Regions from separate parts of the Mus musculus genome. Here all the other regions are linked to region 1. The links are chromatin loops, found by intact Hi-C in ENCODE. Cell type or tissue: gastrocnemius. All regions are shown on one strand. Links, peaks and the distances in the headings refer to the core of each region. The heading gives the core; the rest is flanking DNA. Region 1 holds the start of Ppp3ca (protein phosphatase 3, catalytic subunit, alpha isoform). Region 2 overlaps Ppp3ca (protein phosphatase 3, catalytic subunit, alpha isoform). Region 3 overlaps Ppp3ca (protein phosphatase 3, catalytic subunit, alpha isoform).

Region 1 (10,169 bases), core at 1,555-9,554:
GTCTGAAGCTGATGACCAATGAGAGGTGGTGAGTCACAACTACTAGGCAGCATCTAGAAACTTCTGAGAGCTTGTGTGTCTTGCTCTTCTGCAGACAAATTCAGCACTTCCAGTTGGAAGACACTGAAGTTCACAGAAAACCAGAATCCAAGTTTGAAAATCAAGCTGCAGTCTCTTTTATCTTTTACTAAGAGACCATAGCACGGAGTGGAAAAACACAACGTTCTCTCATGTTGGGTCCTACACACCAACCACCGGCCCCGTGCATTCCCAGGGTAGCTATTAGCAAACACCGCCCATCGTCACATCTGAGTGTGACGATACATCCGGGTACCCCTACTCCTTCCTATGAAGGTCTCAAAATTATCTACTTTATTTTATCATTAATTTACTTGCTTAGACAAGACTCGTTTCCGCCACGTTAGTACACACTGAAAATGGATTTCAGACTCTAGCAGTATAAATGGGCCCCCAAGCTGGTAGTACATCAGAGTCTGTAAACTGGGAGGAAGATATGTTCTACACTACAAGTGCATGCTTCAGGAACATGAAACTCAAGTGATAATTTCATATATGTGGCAGAAGTACCTGCATACTGAAATAAAATGACAAGTACTAAAGGCTTAGCTTACAAGCCAAAGTCCCCTTTAGGGCCCATGTCCCTCTCCCTGGATAGCTACAGTCTTTTAAAAAAAAAAAAAAAGTGATCATTTTTGGTGATACTTTCCCTGAAATTCCTCTAGAAATTAACATGGAGAAGAGCAGCATTGGCCAATGTCATTATCAGTAACTCTGACAGAGGCTTCCAGCAGGAACCTCAGAGGAACATGCTTTTCATCAGAGTGTATGGTTTCTGCCTCTGGTTACACACCTTAAAGAAAAGACATCTTCACCAGGATTTCTTCAGTAACCTCATGCCAAGATCAAATACGATTATAACATTTTCCCAAACATATCAGCAGAATGGCCCATTTCTGCTAATTCAGAAACAGAGCAAATACGTTTTTTACATAGCCAGTGATTTAGAAAAAGCAAACTGGCAAGAAAATGTGGAAAGATCCTAAATTGAACAGAAAGTGTCTACACTCAAGCAAGAAGAGCCTGCTTATGCACAGAACAGAACCCATCCCCTTACCTGCATTCTCCTCTCATCTGTACCCTTTCGCCTGTTCTGCCTCCATTTCTTTAGTTACAAACAATCAATCACCGCTGCAAGCTACTGCAGTGTGGCTTTGAATATTACCAGTTCTGACCGTTTTAGAGTGACCCGAAAACACATAACGTGCTGTCATTTGTAACTCTCCTTCAACAGTGAGGGAACTGCCAGTGTCAAGGAAAACATCCAGGCTTCCTTATGCCACATGACAGAAGAAGGTGGCCTGTTACATTAAAACACAGAGCCTTCAATTACAGAAGATTTCAAGATCTGAGCATAACCCTCTTAAATATCAAGTGACTGCTGCTCCGGTAAGTTGCTGAAAGTTGAACACAATAATTTTTTAATGATCATAAAATCTGCTGCTGAGTCATTCTTTGCCTACCTTCATAATTCCTAAAGTTTCATCATTTTCTTACACAGCCTTCACAACAGCGATCCAGGATCCAGACTCTCTAAATTCTATAACTGCAACAACGCTACTTGCCAACGGCAGCACTCCAAATGGACTCTTTATTTGACCTTATCATTAGTTTCAACTTTACACAGTGGCACAGAAAAATAAGGGAAACCCTAAGATGACAGCTGTCAAAGCTGACTGCAGAGCGGGAAGTCATACTTTTATGTCCCTATAATTATCATTTTAAACAGGTCAGGAAGAATAAACTAATTCAAAATGGCATATTTTTACCTAACACCAATATCAGCATAAATCACATTAACTAGATTCTAAGGCTGCCAGATTGCTGCCTTTCACTGGTCATCTTTAAATATAGTGTCTATTTAAAGCAAAGGTTCATTTCTGTACATTAAAATAACAACAACAACATTGTGTTTAGTTCTTCTAGAGATTGATAGCATTTAGAACCACTGGAATTTCCCTAAATCTCCCTTTCTTTCAAACTGTTTGAAAACATTGTGTTATCTTTACTTGTAAGAAATCCTGAAAGTAAATATTACTGAATATATCAACCCATTTTATAGTTAGCAGCATGAATTTGTATGCTATCTACTCAGGTATATCATCCATGTCATAATTATGTCACTTGTCATATTAGCTATACTAGCAAATGCCTTTCGTAACAGTCAGTGCTAAGGTAAACTATACCTACCAAATACTGATATTTAATGCTGATGAACTTAAATCAATTACACTATATTCCAAAGAAAGGCCAGACAAATGAAACAAATTGACTCATAGCAAATTTATTAATTAGTTAGTTAATTCATTATAATGTACATAAAATAAATTTGAAAAGAGCTCTTCTTGATAGCCCATTGCTTTGTTTCCTTCTGCAAATACAACAGTCATTAGTGATGTGCCAAATTCTTATTTTCTGTCTGAATAGTCACACCAGTGTTTCTCAGCTATAAATACTGACGGCTTACATCATCAATTACTTAGTAACAGTCTGTTGACTCCTGCATTCTTGCTTGTTATGATCTTAGACATCTTCCCAGAATCGCTCTACCTGTGCCTGATTACATGAAGAGATCAAAGGTGACAGTGCGTACAACAGCAGCTATCGTCCCCAAACCAAACGCAAACATCTCCAGAGGAAAAGAGCACAGTCAACAGGACTCTTCCCAGGAATCTACCCTCTGACAGCCTGCCAGACTCTGAAAAGTCTATTATTATAATCAGTTTGGGATAAGGTAAAAGGCCCATTATCAAATATTTGACGATGAGAAAAGAATTATCCAGAGCCAGAACACAGCCATAAGCTCAACACCACAGTCTAATCTACTCCAAATACTTCTGTCCAAGGGCAAAACTTTATAGCCAAAATGGAAGCTTACAGAGAAGACAGACAAAGTGACCAGCTACAAAAGTCTCAATAGACTTCTCGGGTATACTGCAGAGGGAACCAGGCCATTGGGTATGTTGGGGGTGGAGAAGAGCTAGTTACCCTATTAACCTCAGTCTTCTACTGATTACAGTAGTATCCGCATAGCATTAAAGCATAATGTGATCCAGACACGGTTTAGCACTCCTGAAATCCACCTCTGGAGACTGAGGCAGGAGGATCTTGAGTTTGAAGTAAGCGCTCGACATATATACAGTCTTTCTCACAACAAACAAATATAGTTTGCATGCTCCAATAAATGATAAATAAATAAATGGATCAAATTATACTGGTTCTCAACAAACAGAAAGCCAAAATGTTTTCTCTGAAGTCTAACAACTTTTAAATTTGTTTTTTTTTTTTTTTTAACTTCAGAACAGTCAAAGAAAGCAACAGATGATTTTATAGTTGAGGTAATGTTTCTGGAAATAATCTTAAGTTCGTCTCTTCGGCCACCATTCCTCTTTCCTTCTAGAAGTTTAAACACTCTGTGCATGATATAGCAGTCTCAACAAGCCTCCACACTGCCTTAGTTGAAGGTAAAACTCAACCTACCTTTCTAAGGTTGCACTCTTGAAGCACAAACCAAGAGAGCTGTAGAAAGCTGTCCTCAAATGACTATAAACAAAACCACAAGCACAGAGTCATTTGTAAAGAGCAATTTGTCATCCGGCAAAAGCCAGATCACAGCCATAAAGATAACTGTAGGAAAAAGCCAAGGCATGCCAAAGGACCACTCTGACTATTCCTATATGCATCAAATAAGGCTACAGGTACTTTTTATAAGAGGAGACAAGACCTAAAGAACAGAGATAGCTCCTCAGAGATAAACCGTTTCCTCTGTTGAGAAATGACTTCAAGAATGACAATTGACATAAAGGTTTCAGAAAACAGGGACTAAAATAATGTTTTCGTGTACTGCATACTATGTGCATTTTAAAATAAAAATATATTCTTTAAATTTTTTCCACTCAGCATACGTGTTGCTTTCCACTTGTTAAATAGGGATATAATATTCAAAGGGATCAAAATAGATGGCCATCTCAAAATACTAATCCTGAAAATCTTATGCATGACAAAATGTTGTCTGGAAGCTGTGTCAGGACTTTTAAACCAATGACATAAAATGTGAAGGGAAAAAAAAAAAAGCCCAAGAGAAGCCAAGCCACGGCAGCATGCCCATCTGAAACTCAGGAGTCATCAATATTTTTTTTTCTGTAAACAAAATCTTCCAGTAGAATCCCTATCCAAACAAGTGTGGGATTAGAGTACTGTTTCCTATTTTGAATCTACATTCCGCACATATATATCACTTCTGAAAAAAATACAGAAATCACAATTTTGGAGTTCTGGGTGTGCCTATGTACTACTGGAGGAAGTCATTTATAAAACTCGACACTGAAACATGAGGCCAAAGAACCATGGCATGGTTGGAGACTGGCTCTGCTTATTAACTGGTAAACATATCAAGCAATTAGTTTTACATAGCTTACTTGATGACAATAACAATCTAAATCCACACTTTAGAAATCCACGTTTGACATCTAAACAGGGAATGTGACAGGACTTTTTTTTCTACCAACACATAGTATCATCTTTGTAAACTATTACTTTGTTTAGGAAACAAAGTATCTTTGCATTGGAGCTATGCCTAAACGTCACACATTAAGGAGATACTTGCTGATCATTGCACAAGACAGCGGTGCATCTGAGGCTTTATCACCTTTTTTTTTTACAGAGCTTTTCCTATTCCATCTTTATTTTGACGGCTCTATGAATCCTACTTTTAAGTAGGAATGGTTCCAACATAACCAAAAGGAGAGAAAATATTTTATTCTCTCACAAAAGAAAACATAACACACACGCACGCACGCGCGCACGCACACACAGCACAGCACAACACAACTCAAAACTTTAAAATCTGAGCAAACGTAGGAGCGAGTATCCTTTCTAAAGCTCCAAAGAACATGGATCATGTCTTAGGGAGGGCGCTGGGTTACTTTCACCTAAGTGTTCCTGGAGCAAATGACTTGATTGCTTTGCACTCTAGCTAAGTGCTCTGCTGCATAAGATACTGTTTCTGATCACACACACACACACACACACACACACACACACACACACACACACACACACACACACACACCGCCCCCATCACTCCTTCCAGTTTCAGAGGCCCGCTCTGCACAGGCTAGTGCCCATCTCAGCTTTGCTCAGAACCCTGACCCCAAGAATAAGTGTCACTACTTAATCCTTTCGAATCTGCAGTTCCTCTTCCCCGTTCCACATTGGAATACAGTGAGGATGGTGGGGATAGAAAGGGCAACCACGTTGTCCCCTTCCTCACCCCACGAATCCCCCTGGCTTCTCCTAGCCAGCAACCCAGAGCCATCCCTGCCAGTTATACACATACAAATCACCCCTAGCAATAAAGACAACCAAATAGCCCGTAACCAAGGGGGTGCTAGGAGCTTGGGGGAAGGGAGCACGGTGAGCTTCCCACCCTAAAGGTGTGCACCAGCGGGGAACCCTTTAAGAGCAATGACAGGTCGGCGGCAGTCAGCCGTGGGTGGCAAGGGAGGTCGACAGAGGATCGCCACCGCTCGCGTCGCTCCAGGCCTGCGGGGAAATCCCGGGGCGGCAGCGGGGGCTCCGGTCGTCCCCCGCCTGGAGCTGCCCCCACGCGGCCCCGGTCCCCCCGCCCCCGCGGCGCGCGGCAGCCGGAGCTGGGCTCCCCCCACGCTCTCCCGCTCTCTCGCGAGTCCTGTGCAGGCCCTTCCCGCGGAGGGGGAGGGGGCGCCCAGGGAACTGCTGCAATGGAGCGCCTGGAGCAATGTGCCGGGGCGAGCCAGTCCGCGGCAAGCCATGGCCACATTAAAATGCCCTATTAATTTTTTAAAAGCCATAAATCACCTCCCCTCCCTCTACAAAGAGCAAACCATAAACCCGATCCCATGCAAGCCCGCGAGCAGCCACCCACTTCCTATTTCTGTCACAGCAGCTACACCCTGCCAGCAGTCACCCCCCCCCCCGGGCGCCCCCTCCCGCCACCGCCACCCCCGCCACCGCCTCCCAGCCACTCAGCCATTTGCCAACTGCTGCCCCCCGTCCACGAAAACAAACAAATAAATACATAAATAAAAATAAATGCCCCGATTAGGGCCGGGTGGGCGGTGTGGGGGCAGGGCGCGGCGAAGGAAGGGATCGCCTCTTGCAGGAGATCCTAGAAGGTCCCCGGCGCTAGCCGGAGAGGGACGACCGGGGCGGGGGAGGGGAGGACAGTCGCCTGCGGCACTCGGTGCACCCCGGGCCGACGCGGCGCTGCGCTTACCTTTCACCACCCTGTCGGTCGTCGACAACTTGGGATCAATCGCCTTGGGCTCGGACATCTCCAGCCACCGGGAGGGGGGGACAGCGACGCGCTGCTCGTCCCGTCCGACTGCACACCCCGACCGCACCGGCGGGCCAGACACTCAGCGCCGCCGCCGCCGCGCTGCAAACCGCTCGGCTGGAGCTCTGGGCTCTGGGCTGGCTCGAAAGTTACTGCCGGCTCCGCGCGTCCCTCCTCCGCCGCCGCCGCCTTCACTCCTCCTCCGCCGCCGCCAGCCCCGCCGCCTCGCTCCGGGCTGCGCGTGTGTGCTGGTTATTTATTTATTTTCTGAGCACGCCTCCCGGTTCTTCTTTTATTCTTGGGGACGGGGCGGGGGATGGGGAGGAGAAGCACACGCGAGCACCCACCCCGGCACCGACACCGGGCGCCGCGCAATGGAGCCCCCACGCGCGCACACGGTCGGGATTAAGACCGATCACATGGGGAGGGCCGGGGGCGAGGGAGGAGAGGCAGGGCCGCGGATGTCAGCGCCGCCAGCCGCGCCTCGGCTTCCCGGTGCTGGAGAGGCGGCTGCCGCTGCGGCCGCCGCTGCTTCCCCACGCCGATTGTCGCCGGGCGCCGCCGGGGCCGCGGCAGCCGTAGACGTCCCGCCGCCGCGCTCGTCCGCGATCCTCCTCTGCCTCGCGGCGCCGCTGCTTCTCCACGCACAGGCAACAGCCGCTGAGCTCGGTGGACACAGTCCGGGGCACAACCTCGCCTCCGCCGCCGCGCCGGCCGCCGCCACCACCGCGCCCGCCTCCGCCTCCTCCCCTTCCTCCTCACCGCCCCCGCCTCCAGCGCCCTGGCCACCTCCTCCTCGGGGTCCGCCTTAGGGCCCGCCCCACGTTGCACCTCGCAAGCTCATTGGCTGGAGAGCGCGTCCCTCATCGCTAAGGCGGTGGTCTGGGTGACCGCCCCGCCCCCTGCTCTGTTTTCTTCAGGGTGCCAGTCAGTCCCGTGGGCCTGCTGCCTCCACCGCCCTGTGACCGCTCAAGTGTCACTGGAGTGGGCAGGGAGGAGGGAGGCTGGACTGGGAGTAGGGGCCGGGAGGAGCTGGGCTGCTGCGTGCCCCCGCGCCTGCCCACTCCCGAAGTCCTGCACACACTCCCGGGTGGGTCTCGGCCGCTCCGAGTGTGTGAGTGGCCCGCAGTAGTGAGTTCGGAGACCGAGGAAGGAGGAGCGCCGGACGCTCCCGGCCGCGGCGCAGCTGCTGTCGCTGCCGCAGCTGTCCAGGGAGGATCGCCAAGGAAGGCGACGAGTAAACAGCTTACCTTGGGGAGGCAGCTCTGCCTGAGCTAGGTGGACGGGGATTACTGATGGTGGGGTGGTTAGGACGCGTGCACAACTTCACGGGAAGAAACGAAAGTGTGTTTGGGGCGCTGCGGGACGCGGTGGCTGGCTGGCTAGCTATCCAAGGTGGATGGGAACAGACTGGAGCCTATGCGACCCTGGCTGTGCTCAGTGACCCTGGATGCCCTAGGAGATAAGAGGAGTCAGAAAGACTCGGGAGAGGTCGCCTTTTCCCTGTTCACAGGAGCTAGCAGTCACTGGTGGCGATAGGTGACACTAAATTTCTTCCTGTTCCTTCCAGTCAGTCACTCAGTGATCAAGATGCATGTAGGGCCTTGGCTTGTTGCAGTTTCTCACAAGTCCCTCATAAGAAGGAAAATAAGGGACCGTGTATGAAATGCTCTTCAAAATATCTTCTGCCTCCTGAGTTCCAGGACAGCTAGAGCTATACCGAGAAACCCTGCCTCGAAAAAACAAACAAACAAACAAACAAAATATCTTCTGGGCACAGCCCTCCCCCTGGCCTACCACAACCCCAAGGACCAGCAAGGAAATTATGAAGAGAGCTGAATAAATTTCTCACCCTTGTCCTTCCTGTTTTATTTTCAAATTCCTTCAGTATCAGGGTTTTCGTATTTCCTGAATTGGACTGTAAGCTTAATAAAGGGCCTACAAAAAGGTGTGGGAAGCTGCTGGAGGCACACTCCATTAGTCCCAGCATCTGGGAGGCAGAGGCAGGAGGAGCTCTGTAAGTTCCAGGCCAGTCTGGTCTACAGACTGAGTCCCAGGACAGCCAGGACTGTCTTGGGAGGGGGCGGGGGGGGGAGTTTAGGAAGCTAGGAGATGGAGCCAGGAGAACTGATCTGGCCACAGGGATTAGATGAAACTCAAGTCCAAAAAAATACAAATTTAATAGCAAATTGGTGGCTCTGGGGCATGACAACTAGGTAGCCTCAAGGATTTTAGGACAGAGGATGTGAGAAGGCTAGCCTGCCAGTCAAAAGGAGAGATGGAGTGGATGGTCACATCCCATCCGCAAAGGGAGGCTGCCCTCGTGGCCAGATTTCTGCTGCTAAATTTGCCACCTCTAGGGTCCTTGCTTTCAATAAGATCTATATAGCCCAGTGGAATTTTCAGGGAACATGAAATTATCTACAAGAGGACTCTGTAATCTCCTCAGTTAGGGGTTGTTGCAAACAGCCTCCTGGGCTAGAGCAGAGCTAGTTGCCAAGGCAGATTTGGGAAGCTGGTCCCTGGCCAGATGGCTGGAAGAGAGGGAAGGACGCCAAGACCTGTGGGTGAGCAGGGCCTGCTTCAGGAAAGACCAGGAAACCTTATCTGGGGATCCTCACTTTGAAAGCCAAGACTCCCTCACCCCCACGCTGCTCACAGATGCAACTGTTATTTAGAGTAGCTCTCCCCTGGGCATAGGAAAGGCATCCTTGAGCTAGGATCAGGGGCTGAAATTATCAAACACATTGAAAAGTTTGATAATAGAAATAGGAACTAAAGGTAGACCTTTCAGAAACACCCTTCAGTCCATCCCAAGTCCACATAAGGTGTGTGTGGGGGGGGGGAGGGGGTGACAAATAGTAATCACTTTGCACAGCACATCTTTCTATCATCAAATACTTTTAGTGTGTGTGTGTGTGTGTGCGCGCGTGTGTTTCCCTAAGCACTGTAATGTAGATGCATATTAAGTAAAGTTGGATTCTTAAGTACTATACAGGACAATGCCAACCAAGGAATAGCTAGGTCCAGACACCCGGCCTAGTCAACCAGATAGCCAGTCATCCCTTCCAATGGCCAGCTCTCTGCTATAGCTGTCCCTTTCCTTTTCTCCTTAAATCCTGTTAGAGTTCCCAAACAGCTCTTGACTATATTCAAACTGACAAAGATTAGCTTACATTTGGAACTCACATTTTCACTGTGACAGGTTCAGTTTTCAGGAGCTGACTTTGGAAATGTCCTTTGCTTATGAAGAGAAAGTAAAGATTTTTTAAAAAGTCATAAAAGACAACATTTCATACACTACAAAAAATAATACACTTTTCCTTCCTTTGTTTAATTATCTCTAGGAAGCAGCTTTCCTGTTTGGAATTCCCTTTCACAGCCCAACCATAATGAGTCCATGCGATTAGTTCTTGGTATTGATAATCTGGGCCAAGCTGTCTGTGACATGCCAGCAGAGTGATGGAGCAATGATACGCACCCTTCCATCTGTAAGCTTCTTCAGCTGAATACAGAGCTTTCTAAGACCCTGCTATAGACAGAGTATCAAATAGCGACAAGTCTTATTATGACAACATCAAGAACTGTTGATCACCTCCTTAGAAAGACTGCATGAGGCTTTAAATAAAAAAAAAATAGTCATTTCTGTGTTAGTCGCTAAGATTTATCGATGTATCCATTAGGAAATTAATATACAGCCATTGCTTATTTTATTCCAAAGTAAACTGTGTACTAAGATACAGAAGTGCTACCTCAGTGTTATGTAAGAGACTAA
Region 2 (10,169 bases), core at 995-8,994, 190 kb before region 1:
TAAATAATGGACATTGTGTGGATGTTTCTTCATAGAATGACACATCAGTGCAATTGTACCTTAACACACTGTGTGCTTTAATCTCAAGCAAGTTACTAAGCTATGCTGAAGCTCACTATTCAGCAGGCTGAGGCTTACATTCCTACTATAGCATCTATTGATGAGACAACTGGAAATCAATACATGAAATTTAAATGACTTGTGCAACCCTATTTTCCACCATGAACAGATAATGGCTATGAAACAGGTAAAGGTGGGCAATGTTTTGTGATGTCTGTGTTTCAAACCCTTGGACTACTAAAATGATCCACATAATCGAATCCTGTGAGTGTTTGGGCCACCTTCCCGACATTCCACTTTAGCCTCTCCCCTCCCTTTAGCAAGAGTCAATTATTAGAAATGTACTTGTCGCTTCTTGAAATGACATCTCATCTTAGATTACTAATAAGCAAGCAAGCACATTTATATTGTTACAGCTGTATCTTTCACAACTGGGTCTTCATTGGGAAGGACTGAGGAATCTGGGCTGAGACTGAGCACATCGTGTTCTTCTTAGGATAACATGAAGGTTTCAAGAACAAAGAAAGAAAAGAGAGTATTTTGGGTCAAATGCTGCCAGGCAAAGAAAGCTGGCTCAGGGACACAGACTGCCATGTGTCCATGGGAAGGTACTTAAACATCTCTGCAAACCTAAGGGTTTGCAACCTCTTCCATTCAGAAGGTTGCTGCAAGAAGATCTTAATCCAAAGCCTGCCAGAGCAACAAGTGAAATCCTATGTGGAAACAAAACAAAATAGCAAAAGCAGTGGAAAGAGAGCTATAGCTCAAAAAATAAAAAATAAAAATAAAAACAAAGATTGTATTTTAAAAACGTAACTGACTTATGTTTTACTACAATGCTTAAAAGGCAAGGCTAAAACTCATTAGCTAACAAGGAGTAAGGGTCCTCCTTACTCACACTACTTTGTAGATAGTGTTGTTACTTACGCAAGCACCAAGTTTTCCCAAGTTGGAAGGACTTTTATACCTGTTATGTATGGATCAATGCAGAACTCAAAGGAAAGACAGTTTTTGTCTAGAAAATGTATGTCCACATGTCTGTTACTAAACCTGCGCAGTAAAGCAAGAAACACTACTGAATGTCAATGACTGTGATACCAATATCTCTATTCTGCCTGGCAACTGCTTCCTTTTGTATAGTGAGTCCCCATCAGGGAATGAGGGTTGGTTACTGGAAAAGATTCAGAGAAAACATGAAGCTACATGACAGGGTAAGACAGGCTCCAAACATTTATGGTAGTAACAAATTTAATCATCACCGTAGGCTGTTATTCAACTATCCCCAAATCAAAACAGTCCCAAGAGAACCACAAAAGGAAATGTGGAACCACACTTGTTGGCATGGCCCCCTGACCACCAAGTGCCCACCTCCTGCTGTGTGCCTCACGATCAGAATGGCCTTAGGCAAGTTACTCAAGGTCTCAGAACCACAAGATACTTACATATAAATTATTGTGACATGAGCCCCATTTCGTAAAAAGATTATTTGTGTGATTAACCATGTTAATATTGGAACAGGAGGCTTAGGAGTTTCTGGATTTTTGGTAAGAACCTGACAAATGTTACATCAAGCACGGTTTCTAAATGGCTACATCAGGAATGTCAAGATCTCAGGCTGAAGGGATTTTCCTGGTTGGAGCTGGAAGGAAGGCCTTCGGGACACATCCCAAAGCATTGGCCTGTTTTCCTCTCATGCCCTTCCTACACCCTTCTGGTACTTTATATTTCTATTGCAATTCCTCACCATGCTTGCAAATTCCAGAGTAATTGGTTTTACTTTGCCATGTCAGAGATGGAAATACCAGGATATCCACTGAAGCTGTAGACCACAGGTTAGAAATGAAGGATTTGTTGGCATCTGACGCAACTGGAGCAGTTAGGAAACTAGCATGAAAAATCCATGATGAGCAGTTTTGGGAGATGGATGAGTGGGTAAAGAGCTTGCCACATCAATGTGCGGCCCTGAGTCTGGATTCCCAGAAACCATGTTCAGGAGACCAGTTGTGGTATCTAGCAACTCTAATCCCAGTGCTTCTACATGAGATTAGAGGTTGAAATAGAATTCCCAGAAGCTCAGAGGCCAGAAAGCCTCGTATATGCAATGGTAAAATCATATCTCAAGCTGGAAAGAGAGGGTAGACATCTAGGGTAGGCATCTATTTAATATGTACCATGCCTGCATGCTTGCACTGACACATTGATACACACACACACACACACAAAGGTACATGATTAAAAATTATAGTAGGTGATGAAAAGTTCTAGACGGCTCAAAAATTATAAACTTCCTTTGTCCACATGTAGAAGCATTATTATCCTGAATGTAAATTTATATAATATAAAATTAAGCTCTGCTTGTTCCTTAATGGTGATTTAAAAGACCTCCACAACTATTGGATCACGGTGACATTTAAAAAAAAGAGGGAATAATTATTTATAAGCCAAACATTAAAAACCCAGCACCTGGGCATACGTTCACTCCTGTGATTTTTCACATTGTCACCAACTTTACCTCATAACACCATACCACACTGTTACAAATGCAGCCACTTACGACAGCCATCAGCAAATGAAAACATCTTGCACACATAATTACAACTAAAATGTTAAAGCCCAACCAAAGAAAACAGAAACTCAAATAAAGCATGCCCAAGAAACAGAAACCTTTTATAAGGACATTTAAGGATTTTCAAGAGCACTTAGGATATTTTTTAAGCCAGGTTTTCCCCCTCAGATTTCCCTACTGCCTACTTTGCATGTCATATGCTTAAAGTCTTTCCATACTATCTTACACAAAGGGGCTTCTCTCTTCCCCCATCCTTCAACCTCCTGGTTTGTAGTCTCTTCACAGTGTTTATCAATGTCAGTAATTACCTGCCTGACTTATTTGTCTTATGTTTCTCCCCAGTCTTTCCCCCAGTGGATTAGATCTTCTGCTATAATGGGTAGCCAGTGGCCCTGCTCACTGCATGGCCAGGGGCCACAGTAGTGACTATTCCCAGAAGGCACACAGGCACTTGCCACTGTACCTGGGCCAAGCTTCATTTAGAAATCCATTAGGAAATCAGAGAATTTTCTGAGGTGCCCTTGGGGTCAGGAGGCATGACAATGATTTTGTGGAGTTTGTCTCAGTGGAAGACAAAGCCTTCAACCACTCTAAATAGAATGTGTCAAGAACGGAGCCAGATGAAAGCATCTTAGAGTGGCTACCTCTCCTGGCTCCATCAGAATCTCCCAAGATGTAACCTTATTAACAAGCTTAAGGAAGACCCTTCTCTGGTCCATAGAGAATACATTTGAACATCAGTTTTAGATGAAATACATAAATAATAGTTACCATCTGATACCCAAAGCAACTTTGGCATTTTGCCATCAGTCACAGTTCCTTAGGAGACTAGATCCTATTATATTCCACTGCACTTACTGTGAATGTCCTATTACATTATCAAGGCAAGTTGATTCCACAAGCATGCATCTATCTGGTCTATTCCCTTGTACTCCTCTTATTTATTTCACATCCCCAATGGCTAGTGTGTGAGGGTGGGGTGGCAATGGAGGGAGATTCAACACTGATAGACCTATGAGGTGAGAGAGGCTGGCTCAGGAGTGCTCAACAGAAGAGTAATGAATTATGCATTGCACTGCACAGTCAGAAAAAGTGTTAACCATAATGTACTGTACTTTTCAAAACAGCCAGAAGAGAGGGTTCTGACCACACCACAAAGAAATGATAAATTTTTAATGTAATAGATATGATAATTTCCCTCACTTGATCTTTACACAATGTACAAACGAATCTAACTTTCACACTGGAACTCAAAGCTATGAGCCAATTAAGAGATCCAGCAAAAATCACCAGTCATAGAGAAATACAAGGTAAATAATAGTATTCTGATATAATATCCATATATTGAGCTGAATACCACCCAAATTCCATCTTCAAGAGATAGTAAGCTAACTCTCCGACCTTTTAGAAAATTAGACGGCAGAAATCATTGGGAATCATTGAGAATCATTGGGAACACTAATAATAAAATTAACACAATAAAGATGCCAAAATAGAATATAATATTTTGGGGTGAGCCACTGCTTATTATATCCACTAGTTACCTGATATGTTACATCATAAGGGTTATTTTTCCAGAGACTAGTGTACCATTTGTTTTTAGACAGGAGAAGTAGGAACCAGAAAGTACTGTAAACAAATGAGAAGGAAGGGAAGCCATCACTGTCCCTATCATGTTCTTCCTAGGTTGAGTGACAGAGCATTGAGTACTGCTATTCACAATATTCAGGGTAGAGGGTCATGGCGCATCGAGGACCAAAAGCCCTGCTTATACACTAGTTCTGTTATAATGCATGCTGATTTGATAATCAGCTACTAAGAAAAAAGACCAAAGCAATATTCTTTTATAATTGCCTATTAATATTGCTCCCCCCTCACTCATGATTCTTGGCAAGCTTTATGAAAATTGTATTGGACCAATTTCACACATGACTGCGACCAATGATTTTGATCTAAGATGATTCCTCTTAAGTTGTCAAGTGGGGGAAGCAGGGTGGGAAACGACATGAAAAGTTTTCCCTTCCTTTCATTTTTTAACAGACGGCCATAGTTTTTCTCCATTTGATATCCTTGCTAGAAAGTTGTTTATCTATGATACCTTAGGCATCGAGGGTTTGCATGTATATTAAAATAAATATAAATGCATGAGAATATGTGTAGACAATACTATCTACTGCAAAGTAGGCATGTAGGCATTAGGGGGCAGTAAAGCTGTCAGAGACCTTGAAGCATACCATGAAGCATGGGCGATGTACCCACTATCCAATATGGCAAAGGAGTCCTGAAGAGGAGGATCAGCTGAGCAAACTTGTGATATGAAAGCAGGAAGATGGATTGGTCACAGGGCGAACCTAAGGGTCCCTAACTAGGACCTTTCTCTATAGAGAAGGAAAGGCACAGTATAGTGAGTCTGACAAGGTACCGAGAACAAAATCACAAGTAAGGCCAGCGTGACAAGATGGAAGCATCCGGGGGTGAATGAAATTTGCCTTGTACCTTCTGGCCAGACACACTGGTTTTCAAAACAAGAACTGTACTTATATCACATGTGTGTTAGGTCTGCACATTTAAATCCACTTAGCAAGTGTTCACAGCAGACTGTTCACATCACAGCTCAATTAGTTCTAAAAGAATCCTATTGTTCCAGAGCTCTTCTTGGCAATTAAATGTTGGCATTAGAAAATGTAAGCCAACCTTGCTAGCACTGACCACACTCAGATTAGGGAAAGCCCAGTAAAAGTGCAGTGTAAATAACTCCTTGAAAAGGCTCCGATAAAGCTGCACTTCTTGGTCAAAGGCACGTAATAAATGAAATATAAAATACACACTTTCAGATAAGTTGATGTGGAATAGCTCTGACTGGGTGCAGACCTGCACAATGGGTTTATTTACTCACCCCTTTAGAAGGAACCTATCAAGCGTATCACAGAGTCAACACCACACTCATAGACTGAGCAAGGTGTTTATAATGTCACCAAGTTTCAGGATGAAGAATGATTATACCAATTAGGATGTCAAAAGACACCGTGTTATATACTGTTTTTATTTTATTTTTCCAAAACTGTCAAAAACTAGAAGATAAATAACAGTCAAACCTAAAATCTTGAGGACGAATATTTCAAAGTTCCTTAGCCGGATTGGACTGGTACGATGATTTACGAGTGAAATGTTTTTAATTCATGACTCATTATTTTTCTAAAGAGACCTTTCAGTGCCTCCAAAATACTGACTTTTATCAGCTTGAGGGCTTGAATGATAGAGCTCTTCGGCAAGTTTTCCAGTTTGTACCAAACCACATGGCAACTTTCCCATTAGAAAAGGCATGACCCCTCTACACAAAACTCGAAGCCTTCTGAGTGCCAGGACTGGAAGCCCGTGTTTTCCCCTAATGTCCAAAGGCCCTGATGTCAGGGAACTGACAGTGTGTTTCATTCTCAGCAATAGGGATTAACCTATTGAACTTACTGGTTTTTTAAATACTTTATTTTTTTTTTCTATCGAAATGTTTGTGTTTCTAAAATCTGCAATTTTCCAAGGAAAAGTTTTGCATGTAAAGGCTATGCTAAAAGTTCACCTCAGGGGGCACTGCACTTCCTCCTGCTGGTAATCCAGGTTTAACTAATCATTGGTGGATGAGAAGTTCAACTACAAACCAGCCAGGCAACCATTGGCATGGCTTGTTAACTAGCGTATGTGAATTTGAGACATGAAAAAATTATTGAGAAGTTGAGAACTTTGGGATGGCAGTGCTAATACCTGGAAAACATCAACTGCAAACTAAGCAAAAAGAGAACACAACAAAAACCCCACTAGGTTCTAATTCTCCAAAGTGGCATATTTCAAATAATGGATATATTTCCATAGAAAACAAATTCTTAACCGGGTCAGGCTTGTTTTATACCTTTGAACAATAATGAGAAATCTGAATCCAATTAAAATGGGCTAAATCTAGAAAAAGAATAAAAAAGAAATCTCGAGAATCAGATGCAAAGGGACAGCTTTAGTGAAGCCTGGACACACTCATTTCAACCCTCGCATCTTCCCAAAGCTGTTTTAGGAAGATAAATAATCTGCCATGGGATATTAAAGGGAAATAGAAAGAGGTAATTGAAGGAACAAGGACACAATATGCTGTTGGTACAAAAGTTATCCTCCATCACCAAATACTTCACTAACCTCATAAATCTCCATACATAAGTGACAGCAGACAGACAGATAACCAGTCTGCATTTTAATATTATTTACTGAAAGAACACATACGTGTAATATCAATGGAGATTAGAGATGAGGTATATTCTAGTATAAAAATATAAAAATTTGAAAGCTATATTCATGTATTTTCCCCTCAATGAGTGTTCTTGCTTTCTTTTGTTGAAATCTTATTTTCCAATTTTTTAGTTGATTTTATTGTATATAATAACTTGTCAGAGAAACTTTTTTAAGAATGCACTTGTTCTATGCATTATTACTCATTTTCTGTCTCATCATCATTCAAGATTTCTGAAAATATGTGTAAATTTTAAAGGCTCGTATGACATTATAGAATTATATAAATCACAGTAATGGTTCTATGATAAGGCATAAAACAAATATGTAAATATGTATGTATAACACATCTGGCATTCATAAAATCACATCATCATTATTTATACGTCTGAAGGTTACTTGATACACTGCAGTTTATTTACCTTTAGTAGCTCACTGAGTCTTTGACTGTCATCATCAATCAACATCATATAAACACCATGAGCTGATACAGTTCCATCCTAATGCTTATGAATTTATTAAACACATACAATTACTCAATTTACTATTAATAAGTTAATGCTAATACTCTTAATTAAAAAAATAATGTTGTGTTTCAAGCTCCCACGAACACTGTGAAACACAGGCTTTCCTCACTCCAACCAGAACAGAGACATACTGCAATGGCTTAGCATTCCATCCTGGCCCATCTCAGTCTGTCTGCTTTGTGCTTTTAAATAAGTAAATAGATAGATAAATAAATAAATAAATAAATAAATAATAAAAATGTGACAACAGATTTCCTTTTTTGTTTTTCTGAATGTCTATTTTCTTCCTGGGGAGAGCTATGTAGGGCAAAAAGAAGAACAGAGATTCTGAGAATGGATGAGTTGGCGCCCAAGCAGCAGTCCAGCTTCCATCCAACGGAGTGACTGACTCCGGAGAAACCCGCTTATCTCCTTCCTACTGTTCCTTCATGAGTCAAAATAAGACCCCCAGAGAGAACCTTCCTCAAAGGAAACCACTTAACAGTAGCTACACACTTAAACCTGACCAGGTAACAAAGAAACGGAACAAAGGTTGGCTGTCAAAGCCATCCCCCTTCACTCAGAGCTTTCGCTCATTTACTTCATAACTGTTATCAGTTGGTTTATTTTAATTTCCTGTGTTTTACTCTAGACAAAAAACTAGGCCATCTCTCTCGATTATTTTCCTGTTCACTCCCCCAGAGCAGCATTCGTTATCTAAAGAATGCATGGGCACTTGAGTTTGCTCTTCCCAATTCCCTCCCCTAGACATTCACACTTCACTCTTTTTTGATAGTGATTTCCAAGCTGGGGCCACCTTGCTTTGTAAATTACCACCTGTGGAACTGGGTCAGGCTATTTAGTCTTTGTAAAGGCAACAACTACCTCATTTGTAAGTATGCTGCCCGGTTACTTTATGGGCTTTAAAAATATAAGAGAGAGACAGAGAAAACTCTTAGTAGATGGTATGCTTGCTAAGAAGGTATGGCTGAGGTAGAGCATTGTCTATTTAAGAACAATTTTGGATATTCTGCAAGATTAAGATAAATATGTGGCCCTTCTGTACTCATTGTAGCCATGAATAGAACATACAAACTCATTCTGTGCTTTTCTCCTTCCGATCAAAATGCATGCTACCACTTACAGACAGCTGCCATGGCTCATTTCACAGAGATGAGGTCTCCTGATGCCTACTGTCCAGTCTTTTTTCTAAAGGCGGAACTATCTCCAATGGCTTCGGTGGTCTCTGCCAGCTCTTTAGCTGGTGGCCCATGACAGTTACCCATTAGTCAAGTTTTGTTTTGCAGCAAAACTCATTTATATGAGCACTCTCCTCTGTGGCTGGATAATGGTGGTAATGTTTTAAAAGCTGGAAGTGACACAGCAAAGAAAAGAAATGGATGACATTTCACCAAATGGATTTTCCAAAAAAGAAAGAAATATTTCTTCTTAGCTCTTTGGAAAACTCAGTTCAAAAAAAAATCTTTTGACTGAGGAAAAAAGTCAGTCATCTATTTTTTTTTTTTAGTTGTAATACTCCTAAAATTTGTCAATTTACAGATTTAATTTTTATGCATTTTTTAAACAAACTCAGAAAGACTGAAACCCCATGTTCTCTCTCATAGGCTGATCCTATTTTATAGTGTGTCTTAGGTATGTTCATGTGCACAAAGATGAAGTAAATAGAATGAAGAACTTTAGAGAGGTGAAAAGTTAGAGGAAAGGTAAGGAGAGGGTAAAAGGTCATCAAAGACCTGAAAGCAGAAAGGAAATGGAGGAACATCAAGGGAGGAGGGACTACGAGGAAGTAGGGCAGAGAAGGCAATTGGGGTTGATTAGGGGTTTAGAAGAAGTGAGAAAGTAACTGTAATATACATCGTTTAAAAATTCGATAATGATAGCTAATACTTTGAGCGTTAATTTAAAGTGTAAATAAGTTTTCAATAGGACAATAAAATATCACTGGAAGAAGAATCAAGTTGGTGGCCAAAGTGTTATATACCTTTGATTCCAGCACTCAGGAGGCAGAGGCACAGGGAGCTCTTGAGTTAGAGGTCAGTCTAGTCTACATAGTGAGTTCCAGGGCAGCCTGGTCTACACAGTGATACCCTGTCACACAAACTGCTAAATTATAAATGTAGTTACACATAGGAAAACTTTCATTTTTAAACTTAAAAAAAAAAAAGAAAGAAAAAAAAAAGAAAAAGAATGAGATCATTTGGTCATCCAGAGACAAAACCAAAAGAAAACATAAAAACAACAACAGCAACAACAACAACAAAAAAAACCCTTCAAAATATGAAAAGTTTATACTAGATTCACCCAGAAAAAGATGAATGCTTATAGGCTTATGTACATGAAGAAAGGCACTTTTTAAGAATTTAAGAAAGCTTCGTATGACACAATATTATCATTTAAGTCTATATGCAAAAATCAATCCAGTCAATGGCTTTTTTTAAAAAAAAATCACTTCAGCATAATGTCTTTGAGTTTATGTCCACTTAGGTATACATTGTTCTCTGTACTAGTCTCTTATGTTCCCTGCTTCTGTAGTGTATGGCAAATCTCTAACTATGCAAGCAAACAGTGCTTGCCTAACATGTTCAATCCAGCATACAGACTGGGTGATCATGGTAAATTAATGCAGGTGTTTAGAAAACACAGAAGAGCTGCTGAGAACTTGTGATTCATTAGCAATCATAATTTCAGATCCAATTTAATTTTTGTTAATTAAGAGTGATGAGTGTTTGTTATATATTTGAATTGCTAAA
Region 3 (10,169 bases), core at 1,392-9,391, 180 kb before region 1:
TGTAGAATCTGCCAGAGCAGAGAGCCTGATCTTCTACAGTATCCCCTATGAGGTCTCAAATGTGGGGAAAACACTTTAAGGACCATGACTCATGTCTGAATGTGGCAGCAGCGTTCATACAAAGATCAAGTGTTAGGAAGGCATGGAAAACTGGAAATGAAACAACTACATAAAAACTCACTTAGAGGATGATCTAATCTCCGTTGATTCAAATTCCTGTAAGGACTAGAAAATCCTGCACTGAGCACACTTTCCATATTTCTCTTTCCAAAGTTGTCCTTAATTTGGTATTTACAAAAGTCTTGTTGACCAAGATACAAAAGAGATGAATTTATTAATAGTTCAGCCTTACTATCTGTCATTTGCAGTTACAATGGTCCTTTTGAGAAATTAAGAGGGGATACTCTGGAAAAAACTGGTGAGATGGGCACAGAGATTATCCCAATAAACCTCAATTTATGATGCACCTTTTATCCATTAGATCTTTAAACACATCCCAAGACGTGACCAACTCGGACTTAACCACCAGCAAAGCCCTGTTGGCTACAGAAGCATACAGTTAAGTGTTTCAACTAGAAAGTAAACACGTTTTTATCCCTAGGAGACTTCAAAAGCATCTTACATAAGCATAACTATCTGTGTTGGAAATTGGCCAGGCAACTAAAGTCTACAATGCTTTCATGGAGCCTGCTAAAAGTATCTTAACACTTCCTGGCCGTCAAACTGTTCTGTTCTTCTATATTTAAGGAAAGGCACTGCCCAAAGTGAGCAGGCTCCTCAATGCTAACTGTAGGACAACATCTTCTATTCCACGGAGCTGACCATTATTCTCACCTTTGTATTTCCAGTCCATATTTCATTCGGTAATAGGGGGCTAAACTCCTGCTATCCCTTAGCAGAGTTCTGGGCTACATTATTTCATTTGAGCAACTCATAATGCTACTTTTCAGTGAAATGTCTAAATATTGCCTGCCCATAGATCTCCTGCCTTCTTTTTCAACATATTCAAATCCTCTCCATATTTGGGAGCATCCAACTATTCCATTCTGAGTACTCACTCACGCTCTAGAAAGTATGTGTTGAACTATATTCCCCTCTTAACCTCTGGTAGACAAACTGTGACTAATTTGGAAATAGGATCTCTGCAGCTATAATCAGGGTAACATGAGGTCATCATCTGGGGTGAGCCCTGATTCAATGTAACATGCAAGAAGACGCACATCTGATACAGAGGAAGGCATCAAGACAGCATGGAGCCAGAGCCAGAGATGAGAGCTCTGGTCTCATAAGCTATGGGGGATCTGAGGCCATCAAAAGCTCTAAGTGGTCAAGGAAGCGCTATGCTCTAAGGATCAGTAGGCAAGATAGCTTTGTCAGCATTTTATTTCAAACTCTAGTCTTCCAAACTGTATGAGAACACTTTTCTTTATGTTTTGTTAAGAGAATAAAAAGGCAAACGGGTGAACGTTAAAAGAAAGCCCCAGGGGGTTCAGTGAAGATACCTAGTTAATAATCCATTGCTATTGTTAAATGCAGCAATATTATTGCCTCTTACAACTAGTAGCTGTCAACACTTTAAAATGCTTCTACAGATTTTAGATGAACAACCCTATGGCATGAAAACTGTAGATTACCCCAACCTAACAGAGAGAGAACTGAGAACACTGAAGGAACTGCCCAGCAAATAAAGGGCAGAGATAGGATTAGTCCATAGGCAGCCTCTCTCTGAGTTGAGGTCAACCTTCCACACAGACAGGCCTCTCAACCATCAGAGCATCTAGTCTCTGTAGTCAAAGTTTCTCAAGAAAAAAACAGTAGGACTCGGACTTCAATCAGCTGCCTTTTCTCCTAGTTAAGAGTTTAGCCTCTTCATCCACTTGCTGGCTACCATGAAAAAGTTGAAAAGAAAAACAAACAATGCAGGGAGGCTGCATTAGAACCATCACCTTTCAAAGATCCTGGAAGGTTCTTCTGAGTGAAAACTCAACTTGTGCCCTAATTATACGTTGATGCTCTGAGGCAAGAGCGTATGCTGATCTTCAGAGAGGGACATAGTTAGGAACCAAACACAGGCATGAAGGGAGCAGGACAGACACTAAGCAGGGCCTTAGAAATCCTGTTTTGTGAGAAATACAAGGAGTGTTGGTTCTGGAAACCTAAGCAGATGACATGACAACTGCTCTGAAGTGTTAGGGAGGCCAACCATGGAGGAGTCTCCAGGATGGCTTCACTTTGTTACTTTGAATGGTTTTATCAAGAGCAGAATGAATCAAATCAAAAGGCAGCCCCACTGATCCAATCAAGGGGGACACATTTTTTCCCCAAGTAAACTGTTCAGCTGATTATCCAGTGGGGTACTCCAGTGAGCTCACCCCAAAATGGATGAATGTAGGCCATGTGGAATGCAGTGTGTCGGTATTGTTACATTATCAGGCCCCATGTCATCTCCTCATTTTCCCTTTTTGATTAGTTGACAGTGTTCTTCATCTGCAGCCAAAAAATTGTAATTCTGGACCAGAGGGTAGTTCCACAACCAATGGATGTGAGGGACTGAGTCAGTGAGGGACTGAGTCAGTTAACAAATATCCTTATCTGAGAAACCAAAGAAAGAATGGTGGCCCTTACAAGTGCTAGAGGAAGAAGACATAATATATCTTATCACATCTTATTAGCGATTTCCATTGCTATCTATCCTATTCAGTGAACCTAAGACATCAGGGATTAGATGATGTGCCATTACTGTTGGTTCTAAATTAAGCAGTTTTAAAACACAGTCATGTTTGGTTATCATTTAAAATATTTACTCTATATACTACAGAAAACATTATTCTGGTCTAAATCCTCTTCCCTTTTGAGTCTGATTCCTCACAGTGGCTTTCTGCATCAGGGTTATTGATGATTTTCAGTCTATAGCTTCACCTATGATATCTCAAGAACCTCTGACTTTCTAGTATCATAACCTCATTTAACTGCTGGACTTCTGGCTTTGATGCTTAAAAGTCGATCCTGTGCTTGGACGTTTACAGTCTTTTATATATATATATATATATATATATATATATATATATAGTTTTTGTTTTTTTTTTTTTTTGAGACAGGATTTCTCTGTATAGCCCTGGCTGTCCTGGAACTCACTCTGTAGACCAGGCTGGCCTCAAACTCAGAAATTCTCCTGCCTCTGCCTCCCAAATGCTGGGATTGAAGGTGTGCACCACCACCGCCCGGCTACAGTCATCTTTAATATGCAGGCTCTTAAGCAGAAATGAGACAGGCTATCAGTAGTGATTTTTTTCTTCAATGGTACCTCATTGCTTTAATTCTGAGCCTTTCCAAATATATATACATATCATGTATTGAAGGCACTGAAGATAATGATCAAATTCAATATAGATGGTTCCAACAACACTCACAATTCAGGCACAAGTACATCAACAGCTACATCCACCCTTGAGCATGAACAGGCAATGATACCCATATCAAAAGCACAGGCAACTCAAGTCTGTTCAGGATTCAGGAGTTAAAATAGAAAATAAGCAACTGCTGGAATGTGGCACTGTTCCATTATTATAATTCCATTCAATTGTAAGGGAAGTGTCTATCTTAATAGATACCTCTGTATTTACATAACAGAAGCTTAATGAATATTTGCCTAATGGAACAGAAGTTGGCAGGCATATTACAAAGGGGATTTTCTGATATTGTCTAGTGTAACCACTGTTCAATCTCTTTCTGAACCTATGGTTCTTTCCCCCAAGTCCTGAAAGGCAAGATGGGAAAGGGAACCATAGACCTGACTGAGCTCACTCCTTAAGATACAGCTAAAAGATCACATTCAATTAGGATCCACAGAGCTGGCAGAGAAGATTGTGTGATTCCTGGGCACCACGCCCAGCTGGTGTGAGAAGACGCAAAAACATGCCCAGGCCTTCCCAGGTGTGTTGGTGACGTTCAGGCCCCTTTCACAGCTGCTCTAAGGACTACCTTGATACAATCCTGCTTTCCACATCCACCTAAACAAAAGTCAGCTTGCCCAGAGCAGGATGGACTGCCCTCCATTGGAGTACTTGAGGTCCTCCATGCTCGGTGGCCATAGGTGGCCAGCTAGTGGGCCATTTTAAATTGTCCAGTGTGGCTGATACTTTTCTTTCCAGAAGCCAATCATCCTATATCAGTTTATTATATTTTTCTCCCCCTGCCTAACATCTTCTTCTACTCTAAATATGTCAAGCCAAAGATAAAAGATAGCAATTACCACTCTCCAGTGGTCTGAGATTAGGCACATCCATATAGCCCACCTGTCAATCTTCAGAAGGGAAGAAGATAACCCTCCATGAAACAGTAACATACCAGCAATGATCATGTTATATAAAACAATTGATTCATGAATGGGCCATTGTATGTCGTCTCACATGTAAAGTTGAGATCTTACTCATCTTAGAGGCCTCCTTTTCCATGGTCCTTCTCTGGGCAGAAATACTGACTGTTTGCTCATTGGTTAAATGACAAAATCCTAACACCTCACCATGGTACTGCCTGTCTCTTCCTCTCAGAGAGCTCTCCAGCCTGGACTCCAGCCAGTCCCTGTGGAAAAGCAGTTAATGCTGGGGGCAACTGTAGAGTTCATCTGTTAACTCAGCAGATTCAACTCTTGGCCTCCCAGCCACCAAGCACCTCATCTGGAGACAAGTAATAAAATCCAAATGGGTTCTGAGAGGTCCTCTCTAAAGTGGGGAAGATGTGTGTGTGTGTGTGTGTGTGTGTGTGTGTGTGTGTGTGTTACTACTCATAATAACAAGTGATTTCCACTCCGTACTTTAGTCTGAAATCTTATCTTACTACAACTCATCCTTACTTACAATAAATATCACATGTCCATATATGGTTGTATAAGGAGTTACATGTGAAGTCTTAAGATTCTGTGATTGAAGAACATAAAGGGCTGCATGCGTGACTCTATATACCTTTAACATGGTTAATCGCTTTTAAATAATAACCAAAAAAAACCCCTCCTAAAACTGACATGTTAGGACAATGCTATAGACAGGAACTTTACATATCAAAACTGATTTAAATAAAATGGTTATAAATAAATTCCCCTTATTTGTTTTGGTTGAGCCAAACATCTTAGAAAAATGGAACTAAACCTCAGCTTTAATATATTCCAGGTGATCTTGGTGAAGGGTTACAGAGGGACCAGCGCTCTTAATCCTATGCATAGTATTTTTCATACTCTCAAATATGGGCAGGGAACTAGAAGGATAGCTCACTCTTATTGCATTGTCTACGAGACCTAATACTATGCACACATTGTCCACACACAGTAAATGTGTTCTTTCATCATACAAGGGTTACAGGACTGCCGATGTGCATCCAGTAAACCTAAACAGAATCTCCATAACCTGTTATGATGGAGCGATCTTTATGGAAAACAGACTTTGTTTTGTGTATTCTCGTTTGCTTGTTTTGTCCCACACTTACTAGACAAGAAGCAGAGAGGCTTTGAGTCTGTTTTCTACTTGTTTGAATATAAACCTTTTCTTCTATAAAACGATTTCTATTTGAGAATGTATACTAAGATAAATGGGATGGACAGTTATCTAAAACCCCTCTCCCTTCCCCTTATCTGCTTCCTTCCCAGTGTATTTCTTTGTTCTGTAGTGTTGTTACAGGTACAGGTTAGGTATCATACACGCTAGGCAAATCCTCTACTTCTGAGGCACATCCCCACCCTGCCCCCCAAATGCCTTTGAAGTAATTTATCTTATGGAGTTATAAAATTCTCTAGAAATATGACATTAATATGCAATCGAAGCTTTGGGTCAAACATGAAGTCTTTAGCATTGATTTTCTGATGAATTCTACAGAGTTCACTCATATTTCACTAAGACTATAGCAAATCCTTCCTCTTTATATGCTATTACTTAACAGTGCTTTTTTTTCCCCCTATGGATAATGGCAATTTGTAATCATTCAATTTCTGTTTGCTGAAGGAGATGCCTACAGATCTGTTCCTGTTTCCATTATTTGTATGAATGTGCATCCACGTTGGTTCTGAGAGCAGAATTTAGGACAAATGCCTCAGTTATTCCCCTTAAACACACACACACACACACACACACACACACACACACACACACACACACACACTCACACACACACACAGTGTTCTTCAAGACATACATTCCAGCAGACACACAATGCACCCTCAGCACATGTTGTCAAGATCATGCTAGGGGTTTGCTAGGAGACTTGCTCAGCTCATAGTGTCACTCAACAGCCTGTCAGGCCTGGGGGCACTTTCTTGTCCCCCATTCTCTATCTTCTATGGAAAAGGCACGTTAACTCTGCTGTAGAAAAACAAAGAAACAAACAAAATCCCCTATTCCCTAACTTCAGTTTTCTTCAGGGGAAAAAAATTACTTTTCATTTTTCTGGTAAAAGTCAAATACATCTGTGCTCAGATCATAAATACTGCATTATCATCAACTAGAAAATGACATCAGCCTTACTGTATAGAGATCTTACTGCGTAGTTCCAAAAAAAAACATTTTGTTTCAATGTATACAACTGCAGAATTATGGGACTGGCTGCCTCTCAATCTACAGACACATGCTTCTTTTAGGCACGTGTTGGAAATAAATATAAATACTATTATCTGTCTCTAGCATTCTCTTCTCATAAAGCAAGTCAAAGGAGGTACATTGAACCGTGTGAGCATGGCTATCTGAAAGACTTCTTTTAATAGCAGTTTGTTGTTAAAGAATACCAAGTTGTTTGGTTTAGTTGCTCATGATTCAAAAAGAGAGGCCAAGACATAATGGAAACAGAGATAACAAAATATCGAGATGACATGACAAGTGTTTCTTAGGTCTACTCCAAAATTCTACAGGGGCCCGCGCTTGGAACTGAGTAAAAGACATGGTCCATAATGTTACATTGAAAGACAATGCCATTTGATATAAGCATTGTAACGACAAGGAAAAGAACGAGTATACCTGGCAGCTCACTCTCAACCCTCAATGTCCCTCTCACCTAGTTCCTTTCTTTGCTATGTGGCCAGTGTTTACAGGGTTCCTTAGTTCAAAGGCTAGCACTTCCCTCAGCCATGTGTCTGCTTTATTCTAGTGGGGTTCCATCTTTTCTGATCTTTATCTCACACTTGCTCCTTACAACCCCATCCTCACCCTTTTTTAGATTTCAGAGCATCTGTTACACTCTATGAAGTAGAAGCATGCATGTGTGAGTGTTTGTCCGAGTGGAGGTGGAGAAGTGTTCATCAATGTGCACATGTATGGATTTAGACCAGATTTAGACTTAGGGTGTCTCCGCCATCATTCTCCACTTTGTCTGTGACAGTCTCTCCTTGAACCTAGAGTATCCTACTGGGCCACTGAACACCCAAATCTCTGTTTCTATCAACACAGTGCTGGATACACCCAGCTTTTATATAGAGAATACATATTCAAGCTCAGATTCTCATATTTGCTCAGAAAAGACCTTAACAACTGAGATATCTCTTCATTCTCTATTTTATCCATTGATATGTAATACTTTTGCTTACATCTCTTGACTAGAACATAATTCCAGAGGTCAGATCCTCCTTTATTCATTCCTAAGTCCAGCAAACTATCAGTGACCATGTTAGAAACATTATGTTAGGAATGAATGAATGAATGAATGAATGAATGAATGCTGGATTTGTAACTATAACACAAAGTAGTGAATATGATTTACAGTCTCTACTGTGTTGAAAGACAATGCCATTTGATATAAGCATTGTAATGACAAGGAAAAGAACGAGTATACCTGTCAAGCATTTGAGATCAACTGAAAGAAGAAATAACACAGGAGAAAAAGAAGTGTGTTTGACTGTAACTTGGCTGGCCATAAAAAGAAAGGAGATAACACATTTAAGGTCTTGATCATAATCTTAGGACAGAAGAAAAATACACTAGACTGGCAGACTTAATGTTCCCTGGATATCTACAGATAGCTGTGAAGAAGCAGAGAATTTGATAGCTACTGATTTGTACTTGCTATAATTTCCCACCAGAAATCTAGAGATACAGTGTAATTGCTTGTTTGTAGCTGACCTTGGGATGTAAGGCAGTATGGTGAGTCTCCAGTGCCCCAAAGGCACAGCAGCTCTGTAGTGGAGACTGTGAGAAAGAAGAGAGCCATGCATCCTGGAAACACATTTGGTGGACATTGAGACCCGTACTGTAATGCCTATGATCAGAATTTCTATTATGGGTGCCACACTTATCTCCTGCTTAACTTCACTTTCTCATTATCCAAAGACTAATTAAGTCTTTAAGAACGTTCACAACATAATCATTCAAACTAGACACAGACTAATAAGTCATGGCATACAAGCTCGGTAACCCAAGCACTGGAGAGGTTAAGCAGGAGGACTACAGTGAATGGGTTAGCATAAATCCAGCCTAATTTACATAGTATGCTTGAGGCTAGCCTGTGCTATAGTGCGAGAGCCTGACTCATACCAAACAAAACCCAAACTGTATTAAACAATCAAAGAAAGAAAGAAAGAAAGAAAGAAAGAAAGAAAGAAAGAAAGAAAGAAAGAAAGAAAGAAAGAAAGAAAGAAAGAAAGAGAAAAAACGAAGGAAGGGAGGGAGGGAGGGAGGGAGGGAAGAGAGAAGAGAGGAGGGGCAAGGGAGAGAGAAGACATCATCATATCATCCTGACTAATATATTTTGCCATAAAGAGGCAGTTGGAGATTCAAGAGTCTAAGTACACTGTCAACAGCTGATGACGGAAATGCCTCAGTCCATGATGGCCAGAGTGACATTCTCTAGTCATGACTGATGTGCAAACTCTGGATACAGACCATGACCCCAGTGCTGATCTTATACACATATATATTACTGTGTCATTGGCTAGGCCTTTTTTACAGGTACTCTTCAGGAAGGTTCTGGTCCATTTCCAGGTACATTCGGCACATCCTTTAATTACTACACAAGAGGCCGGGAGCATAGTCTTCATGTACTGAGTCTCCTGTTATTAAAAGCCTTTCCCTTTTAACACAGTCTTCCAGCGTTCCTGTTTTCACAGAGCCCACGTTCCATCAAACATATCTAAGCCTTCTCTTCATTCCTAACTTCTAAGGACTTGGTTCCACTTATCCAAAAACACCTGTGTATATTTATGGTTAAAAAAAATGTTAGCCGTGGAGCCATAAAGAGAGCTCAGCAATTAAGAGCACTGGTTGTTCTTCAAGAGGAACAGGGTATAGTTACTTACAATTATCTGTAAATCCTGTTCCAGGGGCTCTGACATCCTCTACCAGCCTCTGCAGGCACCAGGCACACATGTGGCACACAGACATATGCAGGCATACATACTGATATACGTGTAATAAAAACAATAAAATTAAAATAGGTAGTTTAAAAAGTCTTCATTTGTCTCTGTAATTCCCTTTTGCTATAGATAGAGAATACTTGGCAGGCAGGCTGCTCAGTGAGTCGTCACCTCCTCAATCTGTCTGATCCTTGGCTCCCTGGAACAGGACACCATGGCCATGGCTACTCTACTCCACTTCTAGGGGCAGCAAGCAAGACTTAAGGTGAAGCAGGCACTCTGCAGTCCTTTGCCCTCCCCTTCCACTAGCACTGTCCTGTCCCTACTGTTCCCCTCACTGGTCTAGCCGCTCTCCCTTCTATTTTCAACAAATGCAATCTTAGCCCAGCTGTGTCACCATGCATCGGCCCCCTTTGTAATTACTTCATGCATTTGCATGGTTTCCTGCGGGCTACACAACAACAGCCAGTGACATTGAGCAGTCTAAGCCAGAACTCACAGTGGACTCTCTAAAACAGACCTTCTCTGTATTGACAGTGGTGGGAAGCTCTAGAAAACTCAAGCGGCTGCTGTTACTGGGTAACTCTGGCTGTCCCACTCATAGTCCTGTTGTCTCAGACGAATCTGTTGTCTTTTAGACAAACCTGTCCTGGTACACACAGTGTCTTTGTCTTGGGTGGTGACATAATTATCAGTCTAGTCATATAAACCAGAAAGTTGAAAACCATCCTAGATTTTTCTTTGTACCCATCATCAGCTTCCCTAGACATTTTAATGTTTATTAAATTTCATGTGCTTTACAGACTGTGCCGTCACCTTTCATGTCTGGACCCCTGCATGACATTCT

What was found. A loop is a pair of places that touch in the nucleus more often than their neighbours do. Peaks named below come from ENCODE experiments on the same cell type or tissue, not always from the same donor. Only the 100,000 strongest peaks of a DNase experiment are listed, where the experiment ranks them.
Region 2: it touches region 1 in a loop (2.1-fold over the local background); 5 of 42 quality-filtered maps call a loop at or near these places.
Region 3: a loop joins it to region 1, with 2.1 times the contacts of the local background. A loop is called at or near these places in 2 of 42 quality-filtered maps.

What each region holds. Positions count from the first base shown.
Region 1 is chr3:136,667,067-136,677,235 of GRCm38, reverse strand. It overlaps Ppp3ca (protein phosphatase 3, catalytic subunit, alpha isoform), which reads right to left and starts at 7,170. Exons shown (of 14, transcript NM_008913.5): 1 at 6,335-7,170. The coding sequence starts at 6,392. In gastrocnemius, for the core only: CTCF peaks have their summits at 6,404 and 7,009; DNase peaks (open chromatin) are centred at 6,389, 6,835, 7,217, 8,927 and 2 more places; H3K4me3 peaks cover 6,421 bases; H3K27ac peaks cover 7,649 bases.
Region 2 is chr3:136,857,985-136,868,153 of GRCm38, reverse strand. All of the region lies in intron 2 of Ppp3ca (protein phosphatase 3, catalytic subunit, alpha isoform), which reads right to left. Among named protein-coding and RNA genes, the nearest start is that of 1700006H20Rik, 92 kb to the left of the region's middle. In gastrocnemius, for the core only: a CTCF peak has its summit at 4,840 (motif pointing right); a DNase peak (open chromatin) is centred at 1,428.
Region 3 is chr3:136,843,640-136,853,808 of GRCm38, reverse strand. All of the region lies in intron 2 of Ppp3ca (protein phosphatase 3, catalytic subunit, alpha isoform), which reads right to left. Among named protein-coding and RNA genes, the nearest start is that of 1700006H20Rik, 110 kb to the left of the region's middle. In gastrocnemius, for the core only: no CTCF peak of the experiment used is centred there; DNase peaks (open chromatin) are centred at 3,911 and 4,579; H3K27ac peaks cover 40 bases.